Linked DNA regions of Mus musculus: region 1 is linked to region 2. A link is a loop called in an ENCODE intact Hi-C map of the cell type or tissue named here. Cell type or tissue: gastrocnemius. All regions are shown on one strand. Links, peaks and the distances in the headings refer to the core of each region. The heading gives the core; the rest is flanking DNA.

Region 1 (9,151 bases), core at 777-8,776, 89 kb after region 2:
GTATTTTTGCATGTGCCCAGATATACAGATATTCTAATGACAAACTCAGCTCAGTGGTCACAAGAGATCGCATTCCTTAGAGTTGGCTGTGAGCATTTGCAGCTCAAATACACTCTGTCAGGGGAAAGGCACATACTTTTGTAACAGATGACAAAGGCTAAACACTAAGGCAGTTCCCTGGTATTTATGATTTACCCATCTATCTGTCTGTCCGTCCGATCATCCACCATCCATCTGTCTGTCTGTCTGTGTCTGTCTATCAATTTCAAGGCAGGGTCTGATGTGGCCTAGGCTGACTTTGAATTCCTAACTCTCCATCCATTCGTCCACCCACCATCCACCATCCACCATCCATCCATCCATCCATCTGTCTATCTGTCTATCTATTTAAAGGCAGAAAGGTAGGGTCCCATGTGGCCTAGGCTGGCTTTCAGCGCCTAGTTCTCTTGCTTCTACCTCCTAAGTGCTACAATTGCAGGCAAGTGCTACCACACCATGAGGTGTTGAGCTTAGGACCCAGCACGTCCAGAGTTTTGTGTATGCTAGACAATCCACTCTCCCACCTGAACTCCACCCTAGCCTCACTTACATTCATCTCTAGTAATAGGAGATACCTTTTTTTTCCATGGGAGCCAGCCATGAATGAAACTAAAAAAAGAATTTATATTAAAATGCCAAAATGCAGCCGGGCGTGGTGGCACACACCTTTAATCCCAGCACTTGGGAGGCAGAGGCAGGCGGATTTCTGAGTTCAGGGCCAGCCTGGTCTACAGAGTGAGTTCTAGGACAGCGAGGGCTACACAGAGAAACCCTGTCTCAAAAAACCAAAAAAAAAAAAAGAAAAAAAGAAAAAAAAAGCCAAAATGCACATTATAGAATGAAAAGGGAAGCCCCTCCTGACTGAACGCAGGCCTTACCATTTTGAGTATTCCACCATCCTCATCCTCACTCCAGACCAGCCTAACTCAAAAACAAAAAGGTTTTCATTTTGTAAAATTCAACAAATAAGAGTGCTCAACAATCCCCCTCACAAAGGGAACCCCAAGCACTACAAAAGCTTTGCCAACCATGTGCCTCAACCTGTCATTTATCTGTTTCCCCAAACCAGAATTGCTTCCTTTTTGTTTGTTTTAAATATTTTTGTGCCCATACATGTTTTTTTTTTCATTTATTTTATGTATATGAGTACACTGCAAGCTGTCTTCAGACACACCAGAAGAGGGCCATTACAGATGGTTGTGAGCCACCACGTGGTTGCTGGGACTTGAACTCAGGACCTCTGGAAGAGCAGTCAGTGCTCTTAACTGCTGAGCCATCTCACCAGCCCCAGAATTGTTTCTTAAGCACTATTTTGTAACTTCTCCCCTACTAGCCAATACATTTCAGTCATCTTTCAGAAGCCAGAGTTTCTAAAACCACATTGTAACAAAACCAGAACAGGTTTAGACAGCCCTGGGGAGGCAGGGCAGCACCTTGCCTCTGGCTGCAGCTACAGCTCTGTGCCCGAGGAAAGGAGCAGGCAGATCCATTCCTGCACACAAAGTGAAGGAAATGCTATTGCTCAAGGAACAGGTTTGCTCTTAGCACTTGGTGCTCCCTTTTCCTGGCACCAAGATTCGAAAGTGGAGGTAATCCCCTAGGGGAACTGGCTGGATGGAGGATGGAGGGGAAGGAAAAGCCACAGATTGCAGCATGTGAAGTAGAGTCGGCCGTGAGGGGTGGTCTTTCTCATCTGATTTCTCATGGCAGTAGATTGGGTACTGGCCCAGATGTCTCCCTACATGTTTCTCCTGCTTCCCCGCCCCCATCTCTCTACTGTAGCACATCTGTGAGTGCATCTGGAGCTGAGGTGAGAGGTTGGGTGTGGGACAAAGGCTCACCTGGGCAGATGAGGGAAGGACTGGTCCCACCATATTCCCAAGAATGTCTCCCAATACCCTTCTTCAGTCCCTTGGCCATCTCACCGCTCCCATACTTAGGTTTCCTTAGCCCCTGCTTTTCCAGGAACAAAGAGCCTTCCCCAGCACCCAATGCCCTGTCGCCCTATGGTTCCACCCAGTCTGTACACTTAAGATTCTCACTACCTGGAGCTGACCCCCGTAGAAGGCCTCATCACCTCCTGACTGGTTGAACATACTCAGTGCCCACCATCCCCCAACCTCCCTGCCCCAAGTTTCTCAAGCAAGGTCTCCTGGCTTTCTCAACCTTCTCTCCTGCAGGTCTGGTAAGAAGGCCCCGTCTTCCTGGTCTTCTAAATTGCTTTGTGGATTGCTGGGTAGAAACTATTGGAAACCACACCCATCCCTCCCACAGCCACACCTAGCTATGAGCAGGGGCCTGAACTTGGCCTCTAGGACCAGAAGACCTGGCCTCAAGATGTCTTGTAGCATAGTGTCACATCATCTACAATGGCCTCCAACGCACTGTGTGGCACAGGATGACCTTCAGCTTCTGATTCTCCTGCCTCCACCTCCCTAACGCTGTCATTACAGGCGTGGAGCGTTACTGATTCACACAGTGCTGAAGATGGAAGTGGGGTCTGGTGCAAGCTAGACAAGCCTTCTACTCATGGAACCATATCCCCAGCCCCTGGTTTTGGGCTGTAACTGCTCCAGCATGAAGACCCTGGGTGAATGCACTACCCTGAGCTTCAATTTTGTTACCATAAAATGGAGGTTGTGATTCTCCTGCCTCTTGGGATTCCTTTGAGGGTCAGAGGAGATGAGGGAATAAGGGAATTTTTGTTAGGAAGAGGGAAAGGAAATGCAGGTAAGAGGTTAATAAAGGTGGAGCAAGCAGAGAGATGACGGCTTGGCAGTTGTAAATGCGAGCTACTCCTCTGGAGTTAGCTCCCAGCACCACATCAGGCCGCTCGCCACTGCCAGTAACTGCAGCTCCATCTGCAACGCCAGCCCTTTCCTCAACTTGGCAGGCACCTGCGCTAAGGCACACACACACAAACGCTGTTTCTGTTGTTGGTTTTTAATCTTCCAGGGGTGAAAAAAAAAGGTTTAAAACATCCAAAATCTTTTTTTGTTTGTTTGCTTGTTTGGGTTTTTTTCGAGACAGGGTTTCTCTGTGTAGTCTTGGCTGTCCTGGAACTCACTCTGTAGACCAGGCTGGCCTCGAACTCAGAAATCTGCCTGCCTCTGCCTCCCAAGTGCTGGGATCAAAGGCGTGCACCACCACGCCTGGCTAAAACATTCAAATTCTTAAAATGGTATATGTGTGTAATAAAAAGTTAGGCTTCGGGCTGGTGAGATGGCTCAATGGGTAAGAGCACTGACTGCTCTTCTGAAGGTCCAGAGTTCAAATCCTAGCAACCACATGGTAGGTCACAACCACCTGTAATGAGATCTGATGCCCTCTTCTGGTGTGTCTGAAGTCGGCTACATTGTACTTACATATAATAAATAAATAAATCTTTAAAAAAAAAAAAAGTTAGGCTTCTCACACCTCCAGCTTCCAGGCTACCAGGCCCCCTCCTCAGAAACAACTTCCTTTTCTGGGGACATTCAGTACATATACAATCTAGTAAGAATTTGGCTCTGAGTGTGTTATCCTGCGGCACCAAAGCACACAGTGCGGAGGGCGCCTGGACCTGCCGCGTTCCATTGCAGGAGGTGCCCACACCTGTGAGGCCAGGATACACCCAACAGTTTCCAGCCTCTGCACAGGGCTGCAGTAAACACTGACATGCAGGTGCTGTGTGTGTCTGACTGACTGTGATAGAGTCCCAGAAGTCCCAGGGCTAGATGAACAGCTCCTTGCTGTTGGATCATGCTACCAGCTTGTCCAGAAAAGAGCATGTCCTGGGTGATGCCTGCTGGACAGATGTGCCTTCTGTGATTTCCTTACCCACCCGCCTGAGCTGTTAGTAAACCATTTGGTCTTTGCCAGTCTGTTAGGTGAGGGTTGGCATTTCTGTCCCTCAGGGCCACCCCTCTCTATCGCCTTCCCACACCTCACAGGCTCCCTCTGCTCCTTCCCAAGGCTCATCACTCTTCCCAATGGCGTCCTCCAGATCCTAGATGTCCAGGACAGTGATGCAGGCTCCTACCGCTGCGTGGCCACCAATTCAGCCCGCCAACGATTCAGCCAGGAGGCCTCGCTCACTGTGGCCCTCAGAGGTAAGGGGATTTCTGGGGACAGCTATACTGGGAATGAAAGTGACTAGACCCGGGTCTTTGGAAAGCTGATTGAGTAGTAATTCTACATGGGATAGACCTAGGGTTTGGGACTCCAACTGGCAGGGGGTGGGGGTGGGGGTGGGGTTCGTTCCTTATGGGGTGTCTGTGTTTCCTACGGTTGCACAAGAACTGGTGAACAGGCAAGGTATCCAAATGCCCTGCAGCCTCTGGTCCCTTCTGCCCTTCCAGGTGCCTTAAAGGCTTTGGGCTAGAGGTTCACCCAATCTCCTTATGTATGCCAAACTGGCTCCTCACCTGTACTCTGGTCCTTTTCTGCCTTTCTTTTTCCCATTTTTTTTAAACATTTATTTTGTGTGTTCATACACAAGTCCCATAGCACTCATGAACAGAGAAGGATTTGTGGAAGTCGGTTGTCTTCTTCCACTTAGTGGGTTCCTGGGATCCGTCAGACTTGGCAGCAAGCATCTGTAGCTAGAAGTCTCTTTTCTGCCTCTCTTTGAAAAGCCCCTGCCAGGATTAGGTAGTAACAAGGGCACTGGTTTGGGGGGTCACGAAGACCTGTTTTGAATCCTGACTCTCCTCACCATCTGTGTGACCCTGAGATGGGAATGGAAAGTGCTTGGCATTCAGCAGCTGCTCCACAGATCTCACTGCAAGCCTCCCCCAAGGTTGCTCACTTGTGTCATCCCTCCTCTTCACTGGTTCCATCCTCTAGTCCCTAGGCTGAGGCTCCAGGCCATCCTTGCGCGCTCTCCAGCACTAGGTCTATGCTTCCCCCTGCTGGACAAATCAGGTGTTCAATGTTGTGCCACAAGGAGAGAGAGTTGGACACAGAAACACATCGTGAAGCTTCTTTGCTAAAAACAACAGCCCACCTTTTTTTTTGGGGGGGGGTGTTTTTTTGAGACAGGGTTTCTCTGTATAGCCCTGGCTGTCCTGGAACTCACTTTGTAGACCAGGCTGGCCTCGAACTCAGAAATCCGCCTGCTTCTACCTCCTGAGTGCTGGGATTAAAGTTGTGCGCCACCAGGCCCGGCTTAACAGCCCACCTTTTGCTTGTAGAACTCTGAGGTACTTTGGAAAGGCATCTGCCTGACTCACACAACAACTTATAGACAGTCTTAGAACTAGAGCTGGGTGCTGAGTCTAAGGCAGATGCCATGGGAGCTGGATTTGGGCGGGGAAATATGGGGGAGGTATGGTCTACCCAGTAACTTGTGGGGTTTCACTTGTGTCGGAGAGCATTCTTCTGGCTCCAAGAGAAAGAACTCCAAGGCCTACGCCAGCTCTGCTTGACAGTTGCTTTCCCCTTCTGACAGAAAGAACCATGACGCCCCAGGCCCCCTGCTTTGGGCATTCAGAAGCAGTAATTGGCAAGCTAACCCTGTCCTATCTTCACTACAGGGTCTTTGGAGGCTACCAGGGGGCAGGATGTGGTCATTGTGGCAGCCCCAGAGAACACCACGGTAGTGTCTGGACAGAGTGTAGTGATGGAGTGCGTGGCCTCTGCTGACCCCACCCCTTTTGTGTCCTGGGTCCGACAGGGTGAGTGCTGAGGAAAGAGGAGGAGGAGACTGGGGAAGTGGGCAAGATGGTACAGTATTTCACAGGCTCCAAGTCAGGAGCTTCTGCCTAAAGATAGAAGGAGAGAATTGACTCCTTAGAGTTGTCCTTTGACTTCCATAGCACATGCAAGCAAGCTCACATGTACACACATTCATGCAGTAATAAAGTCTAAAGAAGGTTGTATTAAAGCCCAGTGGTGGTGGCACACATCCTTAATCCCAGCACTGGGGAGGCAGAGGCAGGCGGGGCTCTGAGTTTGAGGCCAGCCTGGTCTACAGAGCAAGTTCAGGGTAACCAGGGCTACTCAGAGGAAACCCTACTTTGGAAAATTCTGGGGGTGGGAGGAGAGAGAGACACAGAGAGACAGAGAGAGCGAGGGACAGAGAGACAGAGACAGGCAGACACACACACACACACACACACACACACACACACACACAGAGAGAGAGAGAGAGAGAGAGAGAGAGAGAGAGAGAGAGAGAGAGAGATTGTATTAAATATCTGCTCCGCCCACCAGAGACCATTTAGCCATCGTTTACCCACCTCCCTTCTGCTTTTCCACCTAGGGATCAGAGTAAGAAGGAACTGGGATTCAAACCAGCGGCTGTGATGCAGCTTTGCAGGGATGTAGTGGGAACCTCGTAGTTGGAGAGGGTGTAGAGGGACAGTTCCAGCGTCCCCCTCCAGCCTGCTCCTTCTCTGTCACCAGATGGAAAGCCTATCTCCACGGATGTCATCGTTCTGGGCCGGACCAATCTACTCATCGCCAGCGCGCAGCCTCGGCACTCTGGAGTCTATGTCTGCCGAGCCAACAAGCCCCGCACGCGTGATTTCGCCACTGCGGCTGCTGAGCTCCGAGTGCTTGGTAAGGAAGGGCTGGTGCTGGGGGACGTTAAGGATGGGTGTGTGTTAGAGGGAGAAGGGGCGGTCCTAGAAGACTAAATGTGAGGGGGACCACATGGGAGGAGTCTGAATTTTCTGATTGGTGGTGATTGTTGGAGGACTGGATTCCGTAGCTGGGGGGGGGGGGGGAGGGAATGGGGCGATTTGAGACGGGGGGTGGGGGGGCGGATTTAAAGCCTGGTTTGGGTCATGAGGAGTGAGAGTGCAGGCGAGCAGGAGTGGGGTGAGGTTATGGAAGGAGATAGTGGAATGGTCTAGGGGGGTGTGTGAAGCCCAGAATCTGTACGTGGTAGCACTCAGAAAACTGTGGCAGGAGCGTGAGTTCGATACCAGCCCTAGCTACAGAGTTGAGACCAGCTACAGAGTGAAAAGTCTATCTCAAAAACAAAATTATTAAACAATGACAATGTCTTAGGCTATTAAGTCCCTATGAGTGTGTGCAGGCCATGGTGAGTGTATTGCGGTCACAGACTGAGTTGAGACAAGGTTTCTTGTTCACTTCATACTCCAGGCTAGCTGGCCCGGGGAATTCTGGGGAATCTCCTGTCTCTGTCTCCTAGGAATGCTGGGATTAATCAGTTGGGGTGATGCTGAGGCGGGCAGATCAGAAATTCAAGGCCAACCTGGGCTATAAAAGAGCTTTCTCAATACAACAGAAAACTGGGGGACCAGGCTTGCTGAAAGCTGGAGTAACTGCTGGGTATAAGAAGCCACGGGGAGGAGAAAGTGAAGTTACAGCCTAGAGCTCAAAAGCTGGAAATCTGCTGGGCTTGGGAGAAAGGAGGACTAGCCCAGGAGGGGTCGAGTCTAGTGGACCAGAGCTGGGCCCGTATGACTAGGGGAGAGGACCTCAGGGTGAGGCTTGGGCGCGGTGTTGGGACACTTGGAGAGGGGTAGGCCCTCTTGTCAGAGTCTCCCTTCTGCCCCTCAGCTGCCCCAGCCATCTCGCAGGCGCCCGAGGCGCTCTCGCGGACGCGGGCCAGCACCGCGCGCTTCGTGTGCCGGGCGTCCGGGGAGCCACGGCCCGCGCTGCACTGGCTGCACGACGGGATCCCGTTGCGACCCAATGGGCGCGTCAAGGTGCAGGGCGGTGGCGGCAGCTTGGTCATCACTCAGATCGGCCTTCAGGACGCTGGCTACTACCAGTGCGTAGCAGAAAACAGCGCGGGAACTGCCTGTGCCGCTGCGCCCCTGGCGGTAGTGGTGCGCGAGGGGCTGCCCAGCGCCCCGACTCGGGTCACAGCCACGCCGCTGAGCAGCTCCTCTGTGCTGGTGGCCTGGGAGCGGCCTGAGTTGCACAGCGAGCAAATCATTGGCTTCTCTCTTCACTACCAAAAGGCAAGGGGTATGTCTACTCTTGACCGCGGGAATCCCAGTTAGGGCAAGTATGGGATGGATAATTAAAGATGAGAGGAAGGGATGGGGAGCAATACTGCTGGGAAGTGATCTAGTATTAGAGAATGGAGTGTACACGCACTCCTTGACGGAGAGAATGCTTCTCTTTCCAGGGTTAAAGGAGCCATCTTCCACCCCCAGCTAACTAACTGCAGGACGGGCTCCTTCAATTAGCACGGGGAGCTTCCTGGCCTATTATGGAATCAATGCAATAAGTAGACTAGATGGCAGAGGCATTTCTATCCTTCACCCTAGATTGTCTGTAACAATTTAGCTATACATAGACCAGTAGGATCCCCAGACAGTCTCCAGCTAGTCAGACATGGAGTGGGCTGTGACAGTCCCTTTGTCCCCCCCGTGCTACCACCTCAGGAGTGGACAATGTGGAGTACCAGTTTGCAGTAAACAATGACACCACAGAGCTGCAGGTTCGGGACCTGGAACCCAACACGGATTATGAGTTCTACGTGGTGGCCTACTCCCAGCTGGGGGCCAGCCGAACCTCCAGCCCAGCCCTGGTGCATACACTGGACGATGGTAGGACCTCTGAACCTGCAGTGACCTGGGACCCAGAGACACTCCCACTCAGGGACAGTGTGGCCCAAGGCCCTCTTCCCTGCCTTGTGATGTCTGTTGTGCCCTATAAAGCAGTGGGCAGAGGTTCTTCTTCCCAGTGTAAAATGGGGAAACTGGGGCTCAGAAAATGAAAATGACTTGCCAAGCTCAGCAGGGCAGCTGGGACTTGAGCCCAGCTCTGAGCCCCCATACCATGCAGCCCTTCTTCCTAACATACATTTACTACCCAGCCATTGGATATGAAAGCTTCTGGCCCACACTGTCCACTAGCCTTGGGATAGAAAGGATGTCTCCGCATCCTCCAGCGTAGGGCTCCCCTGAGAGGCTCCCTCCCTCCCTCCCTCAGATCCTGGGCCTGGGCCTACTTCTGACTTGCTGTGTGACCTGGGCAAGTCTCTGATCACTCCTGACTGTGTCTTATCTTCCCTGTTGGTGGAGCGGAGCTCACGCCAATGTTCTTCTGTCTCAGTCCCCAGCGCAGCACCCCAGCTTACCTTGTCCAGCCCCAACCCCTCGGACATCAGGGTGGCATGGCTGCCCCTGCCCTCCAGCCTGAGCAA
Region 2 (9,018 bases), core at 1,019-9,018:
AATCCCATCACTTGGGAGGCAGAAGCAGGCTGATTTCTGAGTTCGAGGACAGCCTGGTCTACAAAGTGAATTCCAGGACAGCCAGGGCTATACAGAGAAACCCTGTCTCAAAAAACCAAAAATAATAATAATAATTAATTAATTTTAAAAAATATATACACATATATGAGAATGTCTATAGAATGTGCACACATGCCTATGCATGGGATCTAAGCGTCTTGTCCAAGGAGGATGGTTCAGGCCCCGGCTGGCTCTGTGCTCTCCGCCTCTGTATCACTCACATTACTCTCATTAATAAATCAGATGACACATGGAACCCCTGCTGTGCACGGGCATTTCTAATCATCATTTCACTCAGTGATGTCCATCTGAGCTGTGCTACTCTTCTCAGCTTACAGTGAGGGAGGTGACGTTGAGAAGGGGCTGGCATTCCTGTTAGCGGGGAGAAGATCTGGATGTGAGGCCAGGTCTACCTCATTGCTGAAGTTTAGTTCTTTAAACCTGGTCACTGGTAGAGGCCCAGTCCGAGTCTGGACTATAGACCCATTACCTCCAACAGGAACTGCCTCCAGGATGTAGCCTAGATCCTACAGACCTCAGTACAGAAAGGTCTCACCTTCCACTCACAATCTCCCTCGAGATTTGTTTCAGGCTGCATGTGAGTGGACCTGTACTAGCCCTGATAAGCTAGCTTTTTTCCTATTAATTTATTCATTCAATTTAGATCCCTCTCAGTCCCCTTCCCCCCACCCCCATTGTACTATCTTTAAAGAAAATTGATTTGTTTTTATTTTATGTGTATGGGTTTATCTATATCTATGTATATTCACTATGTGAGTTCCTGGTGCCCAAGAGCTTTAAGAGTTCTTTTAAAATTTTTATTTGTGCCGGGCGTGGTGGCACACACCTTTAAAAAAAAAAATTTTTTTTTTTATTTGCTGCTCATTGCTATTTTGCCTGAACACAAGTCTGTGTGAGGGGGTCAGAAGTCCTGGAACTGAAGTTACAGACAAGTGTGAGCTGCATGTGGGTGCTGGGGACTGAACCTGGATCCTCTTCAATAGGACCCAGTGTTCTTAACCACTAAGCCATCTCCCCAGCCCTGGATCAAGTGGGGTTTTTTTGTTTTGGTTTGGTTTTGGTTTTTGAGACAGGATTTCTCTGTGTAGCCCTGGCTGGCCTGGAACTCACTCTGTAGACCAGGCTGGCCTCAAACTCAGAAATCCGCCTGCCTCTGCCTCCCAAGTGCTGGGATTAAAGGCATGCGCTACCATGCCTGGCAGATCAAGTGTTCTTAACTGCTAAGCCACCTCTCGAAGCCCCATTACCTGGGGTGCTGTCTTAGTCACACTTCATAGCCTAGGTAACTTGTCTTTTCCTGTTCAGTGCCAAACTACAGAGCAGCATAGAACCAGCTAAGCTTTATCAATAACATATAACAAGACCTGGCAAGGCCTGACTTGCTTGGCCAGTAGAGATGTAATGAGACACTTAGGTTCAGCCGCTCACTCACTTGTTCACATAAAGTGGGCACAAAGGAATCGGGCAGGCTTCTCAGGGTTTGCTGCTGCTGCTGCTGCTGCTGCTGCTGCTGCTGCTGGTGGTGGTGGTGGTTTGGTTTAGTTTTTTTGTTGTTTGTTTGTTTGTTTTGTTTTTGTTTTTTTGGTTTTTTTTTGAGACAGTTGTCTCTGTGTAGCACTGTTTGACCTGAAGATCACTTTGTAGACCAGGCTGGCCTTAAACTCACCTAGATATCTCAGTCTTTTCCTCCAGAGTGCTGGGGTTAAAAGTGTGCCCCACCATTCCTGGTGCTTCTCAGGAATCTTGACAGGCACACTGAAAAAGACTGTGCTGAAACAAAAGGGAGACATGAATTGTAGAGAAAGACTCTGAAAGGAGCCCCTTGCTCAGGCCTCGGGGCAATAGTGGACACCCAAGAACTCACAAGAGACCAAGCTTGATGCAAACCACATGAGGCTTTATTCGGGGAAAGCCAGAGCTCTGGGGACGACTCATATCCCATGCAGGGGTAGAGGAGTCGATCACGAGGGGAAAGGGGTCCACGTTTTTATAGGCCCTCAGGGGGGAAAGGAGAAGGGGGGATTAGGGGATTTCCAGATCTAAACAATGTCTATTCTCAAAAAAAAAAAAAATGGGTATGGAAGGGGTACAAGGAAAGAGTCTGGTGTAGATGTAGCAACTCCGGATTGGCCCTGCTGTGGTTGCTTGGGAGATTTTCTGACTCTTTCCCAGCAACCAATATCACAAACACCTGGCAATGGGCTTCATCAGCGGGCACACACATGGGTTCAAGGAACGGTCAAAACACTGGCAGACACAAGGGTTCAAGGAGTGGCCAGAGCATTGTGCACCTCTATTTTTCTAAATTAGTGAAGCTAGTTCTGCTAACAATGAAATCTATCTTGCCAATTTCAGGGCTTCTGTGACCTTTTACATTCTGTCAGGATCTTTCAGTGGGACACACACTGATGAGGGATGAGCTATGGGACACCCACCCCTGAGATGGGAGTTACTGGACACCTACCCCTGAAGAGACAATTCTCGATTGTGCTAAGCAGCTTTTATGTTCTTGGCAAGGGGGAAAGAAAACCACATAGGAAGCTGCAGGGAGAGATGTTGCATGAAATATTAGAGAAGTATCTTTCTAGCATTTTCCCAGGGGAGACAGCTTGGAACTCCGCACAAACCTACCCTCTCCACTAAGGCCCAGCTCAGCTCTGGCTAGGACCTCTGCTCCGTGGCTGTACGGACATAGGTGGTGTTGGCAAGATGCGGTGCTACAGACGCTGCCCTACAGCTTCACCAGAATCTGAGGGCTGTTTAGAAGCCTCGGTGCTGGGGGATTGAGTCCAAGGCTTCAGATGTGCCAAGCACATCTGTGAGGGGGAAGAGGAGGAGCTAGAGACGGGGTCACACTCTGTAGCAAGGCTTGCCTGGTCTAGAAAGCACTATATAAGCTGGGCTGGCCTCCATCTCACTGGATAGCTTAGGCTAAGCTCAAGCTCACGGCAGTTCTCTTATCTAGTTTCCCAAACAGGGACCTACAGGTGCAAGGCACCACACCCTGCTGCTAAGCACCTGTCCTACTGCAGAGATACAGTCCTAGCCGGGGAGGGTTTGTTTGTTCATCTTAACCACAGTGGAGGAGAGAGAAAATAACTCTGAAAACTTACAAATCTGAGTCTCTGTCTCTGTCTCTGTCTCTGTCTCTGTTGTCCAGACTGGTCCTGAACTCAGACAGAATCCTCCTGCCTCAACTTCCTGAGTACTGGGATTTCCAGCCTGTACCACCAGGCCTTTCTTCTAATTCATTATGAGGACGCAAACTGCACAAAAATCAGATGTGTCCTTTTCCCTCGCTCTTTGTGGGCCCAGATTTGAGAATAGCGTCAGCAAATGATAGAGAATCCATGAGCCCAAAGGAAATTCAAGATAGCACACTGTATTTTGATAATGGAGTAGGTGTATGTATTTAGAGTCTTAAAACGTGCTCTCAGATCAGAGACGTCAAATGGGATACTTAGAGAAAACCACTGTTCTTTTTCTCTTTTAAAAGATTTTATTTATTTTACATATATGAGAGTACTGTCTGTCCTCAGACATACTAGAAGACAGCATCGGATCCCATTACAGATGGTTGTGAGCCACCATGTGGTTGCTGGGAATTGAACTCGGGACCTCTGGAAAAGCAGTTGGTACTCCTAACCACTGAGCCGTCTCTCCAGCCCCTACTGTCCTTTCTTTTAGGGAGCTCAACATCAAAAAGAAAAAAGAAAAAAATTCAAGGGAAGGCTCCTTTAACCTCACAGTGGGTCAGTACACACTGCAGTAGGACATGGTGCCTGTGGGTCCTCTCTTAATGCCATTACAATAATCCCACTGATACACAGCTCCCAAAGACAGTAACAGGAACTGGGGAGGCATAGCTCCTCCACCAGTCTGGTCTCTGCCTACTTTCCCAGCTACCTTTACACTTCTTTCCCCACTCTTTCCCTCAGCTAACGTACAGTGTGGATTAGGAAATAAATGATGGGTCAAGGGACCTGCCTCTCAGTGTAGCAGCCACCTCCAGGCCTTATTTCTCCATCTTTCATGTCTCAGTGCCACAGGCATTGTTAGCTTTTATCACTACTGAATGCCAATGTTGTTATATCCATTTACAGAGAGAAGACCCCAACCCAACAAAGAATGGGTGGTCTACTAAAGATCTTTAACATTAAAGTTCTGGAGGCTAGAGAGATGATGGTTCAGAGGTTAAGAGCGCTGGCTGCTGCTCCAGAGGTCCAGAGTTTAATTCCCAGCAACCACATGGTGGCTCACAGTCATCTATAATGGGATCTGATGCCCTCTTCTGGCATGCAGGTGTACATGCTGATAGAGCACTCATATACATAAAATAAATAATCAATTAGTTAAAAAAAAAAAAAAAAAGAAAAAAATGAGCACATGATGAACAGTGTTGGTGAGCTTGAGATGGGTCCGCAGTGTGGAAAGGGGAAGCTTTGTGAGTTCTGGGCACTGCCGTAGCTAGGAGCCGGGACAGGACCCACCCGGGTTTTGAGGAAGTGACCAGGAAGTGTTTGCTGAGTTTGCTTGGTTTTGGTGGGAGGTGGTGTGGGCACTTATGGAGTATGGATTGGTGTTAATGTGTGTTGTGGAAATGTGACCCTCAAGGAGGAATGTATTTTAGTGCTACTGACGTAAATAAAATGTAAACGTCACTGAAAAAAAAATTAAAAAAAGAAAAAAGAAAAGAAAAGAAAAATTTCTGTATCCAAATTCACATTTGTTTGTTTGTTTTTTTCCGTCATAACTGTAATGCTGAGGTCTCCAAAGCCATGGTTGGCCTCTGTCATCTCAAAAAGGCAGGAATTTTGGCTTTCTGCTCTAACGCAGGGATGTGTGTGTGAGTGAGAGAGAGAGACAGAGAGACAGAGACAGGGAGACAGAGAGACAGAGAGAGGGAGACAGAGACAGACAGAGATTGGATATAGAGGTTGGATAAGCGCCTGCTGGACCTGGCTTGTTCTTTCAGAAATCTTGTAGGCCCAGGTGCCTGTACCTGCTGAGCCATCCCACCGGCCAGTGAACATGAAGTTTATTTACTTTGAGTAGCTAACAGAGGTGGGGTGAATGTTGCTTTCTCTTCTAACCTTGTATGTTTTCCCTCCTGTCAGGCAGTCCACGTGCGGCACCTCCTCCCGCCGCTCGGTGGCGCTGTGGGGCCCCCTCGCGCACAGAAGCGAGAGTCATCCTTTCTTGGTCCGGCCGCTAGCCTTCCTCTGTCGGAGGGCGGGGCTCGGGGAACCGGAAGTGCCGAGGCCTCCGGTGCTGTCTTCGCCTCCGCCGCTTTTAAGTCCCTTCGTCCGCTGCCTGGGGGCCGCGGGGGCCGCCGCCGAGGAAGCTGCTGTGGCCCCGACGGGAGCGGAGGCGGCGCGGCATGAAGCGGCGTAGGCCCGCTCCATAGCGCATCCGGACGGTCCGGGCGGGCCCGGGGGGAAGGTGCAGTATCCGCCCGCTCTCCCTCCCCTGCGCCCGCGAGGCCACGGAGCTCCGGCCGGCCGCCCTCGGGCCGCTCCCGCCGGGAGAGCGGGTGGCTGGGCCCCGTTGGCCGGAAGAGGAAGCGCACACTCGGATTGCGAGGCTGCCAACGTTCACTGGGCGCCCCTGAACGCTGGCTGCTGCCCGCTCGGACTCCCACGTCCGTTATCTTGATAGAGCCTGGCTTGGGTTGGGATGCCGGGGACAGTCCGGGCATTCGGAGGAGGAAACGGAAATCCGCAGAGGCGAAGGGGTTCGCCTGAGGTCCGCCAGTGGCGGATGGGATTCGCCTTTGGACTCGCTGCTTTCCCCTAGCCGGGTGTTCCTTCCTCCCTCCCTCCTGCTTCACTCTAGATCCATCCCTCCGCGCTCACTGTCTCGCTGCCATTCTGTTCCACGCATTCGCAGCAGGGTCCTTGCCCTTCCTGTCCAGCTTGCTCATCCTCTTTTAACTAAGCCTTGCTGTTCCTACTGTCCTCTCGCGCCACATTCGCTGCCACACCTCTCCTCCTTCCTCATTCATAGCTTTCAAGCCCTTTACGTCGGATAAACTTTCTCAGCTGTAGACACAGAAAAGTGAAATGGCTAGGCTCCAGTGAGGTGTGCAGGGTCTAGACGACTGATTGGTTCTTACCGTAAAAAGCTACGGGATGCCATTTCTAGAGACCCCACCCCAAGAATCCCGAAGCTCTTTTTAACACAATATGTCATTTTTCAGAATGAGGGGCTTCGCGCTTTGGGGAGGTGTCTTGACTCTTAGCCTATTGCTGCTAACATTTTTACCCTCCTCTTGCCACATAGCTTCTTCATCTCTATGTGGCATACAGAGCTTGGAGTCTAAACTGATAACATATTATTTACTGTTGCAAAAATAACACACATTTTTCCCCCTAAGCTAGACTATCAACTGGCTTCGTGATTATTTTTTAGAAAAGCTACCTATCTCACTTATTCTCAATATTATGGCAAGAAAAAGAAGGCAAAATGGAGTACTCTTAAAGAATAGGACAGCTTTGTCAGAAATTGTAGCTGGGTATAGTGCTGCATACCTGTAACCCCAGCATTTGCGAGGCCGAGGCAAGAGGATCTTGAGTTCAAGATTAACCTTGGCTACAAACAGAGAAGTGAACAAAATTTAGTTGTTAAATTCAAGTTCCCTTTCTGCAAACAATGACCTATAATACACATTTTTTATTGTACTGAATTTATTCTTTCATCAGCTCGTTATGACATCATGTAAAAGGAACATAGGCACATAGAAATAAATTCTGTCTTTGTGTGTGTGTGTGCTTGTGTGTGCTCGCGGCTCTACACGCACATGTCTTCGGGATCGTGTGGAAGTCGGAGGATAACTTTTGGGAGTCCTCCCTTTACACTTCGTTGAGGCAGAGTCGCAATTGCTGTGTATCCCAGGCTAGCTGATCAACTTCAGCGGTTCTCCTATGTATGCCTCCCTTGCTGCATTCGGGCTGCTGGATTGACAGCCGCTCCAATGCTCCCCTGGCTTCCCTGGGATCTTTGGGTTTCTGCCACAGTGCTTTTGCCTTTTGAACTAATTCCCTGACCCTAGAAATACATTACATCCGCCAAAGTCAAGGCTTTACAGTTGACACCTCACATCTATATGCCTTTTTAAAAAGGTTTGTGTGTATGCGTGAGGGTATGTGCATGTGAGTGCAGTTCCCATAGAAACCAGAGGTATTGGATCCCCCTGAGAACTGGTCTTATGGGTGGTTGTGAGCAGCCAGAAATGGCTACTGAGAACCAAACTTGGGGCCTCTGCAATATCATTATTAACTCTTAACTGCTGAGCCATCTCTGGTCCGCTTTTGCAGTTTTTAAAACCTATCATTTTCCCTTGAATGTGTCTGGACATCAAGATTTACACCTACTGTTAGAACTTAACTACGCAATTTGAGTTATACATTTCTGGAAAAAAAGTAATCTTAGGGTCGAGCTCATTAGCAAAGGTCTGCAATTTCCACACTCAGGAAGCTGAAGCAAGAGGACTAAATTCAAGACCTGCATAGGGTTTGTAAGACCTATCAACACAAACACAGTTTTGACAAGTTGGAGATCCCAAAGAATTCAGGCATTCCATATTACACTAACAGGAAATCTATCAGTTAAATATTTGGGGATTTTTAGGCTTATATTTTTTCGACCGTATATGGTCCATTTTAATGATTAACATCTCTTATCTGGTAAGCAGGATTGGATGGTGAGAAAAGGAAAGATTCCTGTGAGAAGAGATCAGGATGAACGGAGAGATCTGTGCTTAAAGTTGGGCCAGGTGAAAATGATCTCTTTGAAAGTAGAAGAGATCTGAGCAGATGAAAATACCATCAGGTAGGCACCAGGGAAGGTCCAGAAGTGGAGAGGGTGGGGCTGTGAAATATGTGCATAATGCTGAGAATGGATAGGGCTGAGTTTTAGGAAATTCAGGCCACATATTCTGAGGACATATTTGTATATAGAGAGTATGGGGGGAATCCTGGAAATTAGTTACACAGTTGCATGAATTGCACAGCCCCTGTTGTGCAGACTATTTACTGTCAATAGAGTGACAGACTGTCATTTAAACTGTACTGTGTGTATATGTGTGGAGACTAGTACAGTCCATTCAGAAATTCCAGTTTTTAAATAGAAGTTGGTGTGAATTTTTACATAGAAGGACTCTAAAGGTGTTAATGACTCCAGCTAGGCAGTAAAACTCTAGATGTCTACTGTGTTGCTCTTTTCTGTTCCTTGGCCTTGTACTTGCAAGGGGTAGAGGAGAGATGAGATTTCCCACTTAAGGAAACTGAGTTGGATTCTTTTCATTTTAGTCCCTTGCTCCCTCAGAAGACTAGGTCCTTTGACATGATTGAAAGTAGGCCTCCTAGCTTTTAGTTGGGCCAACAACCACCACTCTCAGGTACTGTCACTTGATACTCTTGAGACTCAGTCAATTCTCTGTCAGATTTTAGTCAGTGGAGCCCTGGATCAGAGTGTTACAATTATACCTGATGTAACAGTATTTGGACGACTTTGTTATTGGTTATTGTTAACATTAGAAATGATAGTATCATGCTCAGAAAATGATACAATGCCCGACTACTCACAGTTCAGCACTTTTGCATACCAGTAATTCAAGTTAGGTGGACTGACTCTCAGCCTACACCTTTGGGTTACTTACTAGATTGCAGATAACTTCTTACCATGAATTGATGTTAACTGTAAAGCTGAGCTTTAAAAGAAAGACATCATCTTAAATACACAGCCATCTATTGATTGTTGGAGAAGTAGTTAATGATTATGTGAAACGTGATTACAATGTAATTTGTTTCAGTTTGTAGAACTAAGATTGACCCGACTACTGAGCTACATCTCTACAAGGTTTCCTGATAGCCTTGTTGTATTTATTTTTCTCTGATACTTTGTTCATGTCACGTTTAAATATCAGAAAAGATCAAG

Evidence for each region. Hi-C counts contacts between places; a loop is a spot of excess contacts. Peaks named below come from ENCODE experiments on the same cell type or tissue, not always from the same donor. Only the 100,000 strongest peaks of a DNase experiment are listed, where the experiment ranks them.
Region 1: it touches region 2 in a loop (3-fold over the local background); 6 of 42 quality-filtered maps call a loop at or near these places.

The regions. Positions count from the first base shown.
Region 1 is chr9:65,116,225-65,125,375 of GRCm38, forward strand. Igdcc4 (immunoglobulin superfamily, DCC subclass, member 4) reads left to right here. Exons shown (of 20, transcript NM_020043.3): 4 at 3,994-4,130; 5 at 5,556-5,696; 6 at 6,427-6,582; 7 at 7,552-7,965; 8 at 8,388-8,552; 9 at 9,061-9,151. Among named protein-coding and RNA genes, the nearest start is that of Igdcc4, 19 kb to the left of the region's middle. In gastrocnemius, for the core only: CTCF peaks have their summits at 4,932 (motif pointing left) and 7,825; DNase peaks (open chromatin) are centred at 4,914, 6,517 and 7,795; H3K4me3 peaks cover 443 bases; H3K27ac peaks cover 740 bases.
Region 2 is chr9:65,027,101-65,036,118 of GRCm38, forward strand. It overlaps Dpp8 (dipeptidylpeptidase 8), which reads left to right and starts at 5,358. Exons shown (of 21, transcript NM_028906.2): 1 at 5,358-5,523; 2 at 7,775-7,911. The coding sequence starts at 7,896. Gm39362 (a long non-coding RNA gene) reads right to left here and starts at 4,312. Exons shown (of 3, transcript XR_870867.3): 1 at 2,713-4,312; 2 at 1,748-1,851. In gastrocnemius, for the core only: a CTCF peak has its summit at 5,216; DNase peaks (open chromatin) are centred at 5,283 and 5,781; H3K4me3 peaks cover 1,899 bases; H3K27ac peaks cover 2,104 bases.